Linked DNA regions of Homo sapiens: region 1 is linked to region 2. The links are chromatin loops, found by intact Hi-C in ENCODE. Cell type or tissue: A673. All regions are shown on one strand. Links, peaks and the distances in the headings refer to the core of each region. The heading gives the core; the rest is flanking DNA.

Evidence for each region. A loop is a pair of places that touch in the nucleus more often than their neighbours do. Peaks named below come from ENCODE experiments on the same cell type or tissue, not always from the same donor. Only the 100,000 strongest peaks of a DNase experiment are listed, where the experiment ranks them.
Region 1: it touches region 2 in a loop (3-fold over the local background); 13 of 110 quality-filtered maps call a loop at or near these places.

The regions. Positions count from the first base shown.
Region 1 is chr1:228,499,915-228,502,816 of GRCh38, reverse strand. No RefSeq gene overlaps it. Among named protein-coding and RNA genes, the nearest start is that of RNF187, 14 kb to the right of the region's middle. RefSeq lists a silencer at 1,624-1,713 and enhancers at 1,555-1,849, 1,814-1,913. In A673, for the core only: a CTCF peak has its summit at 1,710 (motif pointing left); a DNase peak (open chromatin) is centred at 1,696.
Region 2 is chr1:228,377,321-228,380,222 of GRCh38, reverse strand. OBSCN (obscurin, cytoskeletal calmodulin and titin-interacting RhoGEF) reads right to left here. Exons shown (of 116, transcript NM_001386125.1): 113 at 2,511-2,734; 114 at 2,217-2,292; 115 at 1,803-1,952; 116 at 1,347-1,605. The coding sequence ends at 1,428. Among named protein-coding and RNA genes, the nearest start is that of TRIM11-AS1, 16 kb to the left of the region's middle. RefSeq lists an enhancer at 1,556-1,625. In A673, for the core only: a CTCF peak has its summit at 1,426; DNase peaks (open chromatin) are centred at 1,402 and 1,692; H3K4me3 peaks cover 1,486 bases; H3K27ac peaks cover 876 bases.

The DNA of each region.
Region 1 (2,902 bases), core at 249-2,748, 120 kb before region 2:
AAATTTACAGGGGAAAGGGCGGGATATAGATTAGACAAACCGCACTCTGGCACAGCCAATGAGGCTCCTGAGCTGCAAAGTCCTTCAGCCCATTGGTGGGTGCAGTATCCACAGCCCTGTGCTTGCCAGACAGCCTCTGCAGCTGTAGATAGCTCTGTGTTCAGTGACCCCACTCTCCTGCAGCAGAACGAGACTTGGGGACATCCTACCACCAACAGCAATTGGATGGGCAGTCTATCCACAGGTTTCCAAAAAGGTAAGCCCGGTTCTCAGGAATGGCAATAGCCTGTTGCCCTGCCCCCACTCTTCTGCACGTTGCATCTTGGAAGAAGTTGCATTTGCATTTAGGAATCAATCGTCAGCAAAATGGGCTCTTCCTGGAGTTCTCTGATCCATGCACACATACACACAACCTAGGGCACCACCATGTGCAAATCCCATGTGCACATCTCTTGTCAAGGGCACCCCATGTGCAGGCCCTTGTAGCAGAACAATTTTTACTCAGTTCAGTTACCACTGAGGCCTCCACCATATTCACCTTTCCACATCCTCAGCAGTGAGGACCTGTCACCACAGCAACCAATGGCTCTGTAACCATCCCATGCCTGTGCCCTCATGGAACCCTGTGGGCATCTCTTTGGCATAACAGCCCAGGGGTGGAACTGATGCAATACATAGTATCCCAGTCCATGTGGACAGCCTGGGCAGCTTAGAAACCACCAAAGTGTGCTGCTCACAGCTCTGGAGGCCGGAAGTCCAAGATCAAGCCACCAGCATATCCAGTGGCTGGTGAGGTCAATTCCTTGTTCATAGACAGCACCTTCTCACTGAGTCCTCACATGGTGTAAGAGATGAGGGAGTTCTCTGGGGTCCCTTTTATAAGGGCAGTAATCCCATTCATGAACTCATCACCTCCAAATGCTCCATGTCATAACACCATCATCTTGAAGGTGAGGATTTCAACGTACTAATGTGGAGGGTGGGACACCTTCAGACCACAGTGTGGGCATGCAAACTGCATAGTCCACAACTGAGCTGTTCCCAAGAACACCCCCCTGCCCTTGCACTCTGCTGCTGGGAAGTGACCTCAAAGCCCTTGGGATGCCATGCCTGACAGGAGGGTCTTTGTTTGCCTGGTGGCCTTGGGTCACACTGGACAGTCCCATAATGTGGTTTAGGGTAGGTTGGCTGCACTGAAGAGAACACTGTGACATGGGGGCGGGAGTCCCTGAGCCAAGTCCAGCGGCAGCAATGTGATGTGCGGTAGGGGCCCTTTGAGTCCTGCAGTTCGACTTCCTCTGAGGCTGGAGACTAAGACTGGCCATGTGGGAAGTCAGCTATCCCTAGGTGCTGGATGCCAGAAGAGACCCAGGATTCTAAGGCTGGGCAGTGTCCCTGGTTGGCAGAACTCCCCGTGCAGTCACACAGGGTGCCCGGAAGGTAGCACAGCCCAGACACCACGGGGACAGGACAGTCGAAGCTCTGTTACCTCTCCCGGACTCCCCCATGGGTTTCCTCCCTTGGCTGACTTAAAGTTGTCTCCGTTCCCCATAATAAACTGTAACGGAAAGCGTAGCAGCTTTCAGTGGGTTCTGGGGGCTTTTCTAGTGAGTTATAGAACCGGAGGTGGTTTTGGGAACAACTCACCCGACAGACATGCCGCTGGTGTGAGAAACAAGCCCGGTGTTGGGGACTGGCTCCCCCTAGCGTCCGGTTGGTCTAACTGCCTTTCATATACAGCCTATACCTCATGTTACTGCGCTTCGCATACTGCATTTGTTAAAAATTGAAGGTGGGTGGCAACCATGCGTTGAGCAAGCTGACCTGTGGCATTTTCGCAGCAGCATGTGCTCACTTGGTGTCTGTGTCTCATTTTGGTAACTCCTGCAATATTTCAAGCTTTTTTGTTATTGTTCCTTTTGTTCTGGTGATCTGTGATCAGGGATCTTTCATGTTACCGTTGAAATTCTTTAGGGATGCCAAGAACTGCGTCCATACAAGGCAGCAAACTTAATGGAAAAATGGCATGTACATCCTCACTGCTCGCCAGACCAGCCATTCCCCTGCCTCTCTCTCTCCCCCCAGGCCTCCCTATCCCCTGGCACACAACAATACTGAAATTGGGCCAATTAATGACCCTATAATGGCCCCTAAGTGTTGAAGTGAAAGGAAGAGTCACACACCTCTCACTTTAAGGCAAAGGCTAGAGATGATCAATCTTAGTGAGGAAGGCACATCCAAAGCAGAAAGATGCTACTTGTGCCAAAGTCAGCCAAGCTGTGAATGCAAAGGAGAAGTTCTTGAAGGAAACTGAAAGTACTCCAGTGAACACACGAATGATAAAAAAGCGAAAGTCTTATTGCAGATATGCAGAAAGTGTGCACGGTCTGAATAGAAAATCAAACCAGCCACAACATTTCCTTAATCCAAAGCCTAATCCAGAGCAAGATCCTCTCTTCAATTCTATGAAGGTTGAGAGAAGCGAGGAAGCTGCAGAAGAAAAGCTTGAAGCTGGCGGGGGTTGGTTCATGCGGTTTAAAAAAAGAAGCCATCACTGTAACATAAAAATGCAAGGAGAAGCAGCAAGAGCTGATGAAGGCGCTGCAGCAAGTTCTCCAGCAGATCCAGCTAAGATCACTGATGAAGGGGGCCACACTAACAACGGATTTTCAATGCACACAAAACAGCCTTCTATTAGAAGCAGATGCCATCCAGAACTCTCATAGCTAGAAAGAAGCCAATGCCTGGCTCCAAAGCTTCAAAGGACAGGGTGACTCTCTTGTTAGGGGCTCATGCAGCTAGCGACTTCAAATTAAAGCCAATGCTCATTCACCAATTACAACAATTCTAAGGCCCTTAGGAATTATGTTCAATCTACTCTACCTGTGCTGTATAAATGAAA
Region 2 (2,902 bases), core at 175-2,674:
GTACCATGCTGGTGGCATGCACCACCATGCCAAGCTAATTTTTTATTTTTTGTAGAGACAAGAGTCTCCCTATTATTGCCCAGGCTTGTCTTGAACTCCTGGGCTCCAGTGATCCTCCTACCTCAGCCTCCCAAAGTGCTGGGATTACAGGTGTGAGCCACTGTGCCTGGCCGATGCTTGGATTTTGATTCAAAGTGTCCTGGGCTCAGTAAGATTTCAGGGGAGGTGTTCAGCATTTGGACATTGCAGAATGGACCCATCAGCATGTGGTCGTCATTGGGCCCCTGAGATGAGCTGAGAATCAGGAGGGTAGAGACTGCTGTCTACACCCTGCAGCCCCAGCCCCCCAGGAACGAAGCTGTCGTCCAACGTCAGCCTTGTTGCTGGGGACAGTGGAGATCATATCCCCACCCCGGGAACCCTGGGGCTGCTCGAGAAGAGGATGCTATGAAGAGCTGACTGTTTTGGTGATTAAAAGGAGTGTTTAAAACAACCGGGCCTCATTCTGGGTTGCATGCTGTCAGAGAGAGCCAGGACAACTCCATCACTGGATGTCCCCATAAATCTAAGCTGGCCAGGAATCAGCATGACCCATTTTAGCCAAGAGGGGTCGGTTAGCCTCCTCTCCATCTATGCTTAGACATAGGTATGAGGGGCCTGGCCTTGTGTCTGAGGGACCTCTGCAAAAGGTTTTATGTGCAAGAGGAGAAGGCCCTCCCTGCCAGCTCCCAGGTCTCCTGGGCTGCACCTATCTCAAGTTCCCTTTCCCACGTCAAAGAATAGGAGAAAGGACATTCAGCAGCGTTTGAGAGACAACGCGCGCACCCCACGGCCCAGGCTTCCTGCACTCCTGGCAAGGGGCAGGGCGGGGCTCGGCCAGCGTAGTCATTGCCCATGGAATCTCAAACACTGGGTTGCTTTTCACCGAGGCCACGCGCCAGCGACTCTGAAGCCTCCTCTCCTCCAGCGGATCGTGGCCCGCGGCTTCTCGCCCTCGCTTGCACGCTTTGCCCAAGAACTCTTCCCGGGGCAGAGAAGTTGTGGAAACAAGCGGCTGGCCCGACGGCGGAGAAAGCGGGCTGCGGGGCTGCAGGTCAGCGTGATGGAAGAGAGGAAGGCGCACGGCGGGTGGAATAAACGCGCATGGGTGTGAGGACGGAGACGCCCCGAGGGGCTGAACGCGCGGAGCATCGGAGTGAGGGAGCGACCCCTAAGGACGCCTTCTAAGGGGCTCACAGGCCCAAACACAGCGGGGCAGCCTGATCGGCGCCCCAGCCAGAAAGGCGGGGACAGAGCCCTCACTCCCTCTCCTCCCCAAAAGAAAATAATGCAACGAGACGGAAGACTTCTCGCCCGGCTGTGCGTTTTTATTGGCGCGTCTGCAGCGACCCCCAGCGGGGAGACCAAGGGTGTGGCCGGGGCGACCCTCAGCGCACCTGGGCCAGGTTGTGCCTCTTGTACAGCAGCGCGCGTCTCTTCTCGCGATTGCGCACGAAGACGCGCAGCCGCGCGGTAGGGAAGGTCACGGGCGCGGGCCGCGAACAGGCCGGGCCCTCCTCTGTTAGCCACGGGCACTGCAGGCAGCTGGACGCGCAGGGCCGGCCCCTGGGACGGACATAGGCTCAGCACGTGGCCCAGCGGCGGGAGGGGTGTGGGGAAGGCAAGTGGAAAAGGGGAGAGGGGGAAGGGAGAGTACCGAGGGGAAAGGGAGTGGGGGGGCGGGGCGGGGCGGGACGGAAGGAGGAGGGGGCGGGACGGGAGGAGGGGGCGGGGAGAAGGAGGAGGAGAGGGGCGCGCCTTACCAGGGCTGGGCGCACAGAGTGCTGCGCAGGAAGGCCACGGCGCCCCCGGACAGCCCCGCGTAGCAGCGGCTCAGCCGGACCAGCCCCTTGCGCAGTCCTCTCTGCAGGTCGCGTGCACCCTCGCTGCTCACCGGGTACTCGGCGCTCAGCCTGCGCAGGTGGCGGGTGCACGGGCCCTGAGGTCACCCTCCTTGGGTAGACCAGGGCGGAGGGGGAGGGGATGCAGGAGCACTGAGGTCACCCTCGGGTGGCCGGTGCAGGGGCCGTGAGGTCATCCTCGGGTGGACGAGGGTGCAGGGGCCGTGAGGTCACCCTCAGGTGGACGGGGGTGCAGGGGCCCTGAGGTCACCCTCGGGTGGAGGGGGGAGACTGCCCCGCCCACCTAGCAACCCCCAGACAGGTTGGAGGACTCACATGATGAAGGCTGTCACACCGATGGCCCAGATGTCTGTCTGTGGAACAGCCCCCTGGCCCTCCAGGAGCTCTGGAGCTGGGAGGGGCACATGTGGTTGGGCTCAGGTGGAGGGACACAGGTGGTGGGCATGAGTGAGTGGTCCCAGGTGGGATAGGTGGGGCACAGGTGTGTGGGCCAGGTGTGTGGCTGAGTGGGTGGCAGTGGAGCTGGGAGAGAGGACAGCACTGGAGGAGAGGGGGCTTCTTCCTGCCCCCCGCCCCAGGTGAGGTCCCCCCAACTGTCCACACACGCACCCATGGTCTCTAGGTAGTCCTTGAACTTGTCTGAGGGCAGCACCTTCTCCTGGCTGAGGCTCTGTGCATTGCCCAGGTCCACGACCTTGAGCAGGTTGTATTCGGTGATGATCATGTTCTCGGACCTCAGGTCCAGGTGCAGGATGTGCTGGTTGTGCAGGTACTGGGTGGCACTCAACATCTGCCACAGGTAGTCCTTCACCTCGGATTCTGAGTAGGAGGCCCTGGGGGGCAGAAGCTGCTCAGCCCAGGCTCCGGGGTGGGGGCCACCAGGGCCAGGGCTGAGACTACTCCCCGTGGACTGGGAGGGGCACTGGCTGTGCAGAGGGGCCTGGTCCTCCAGCCCCACCCCAGAGGCCTGGGTCCATCAGTCCATCAGTCCGTCCATCAGC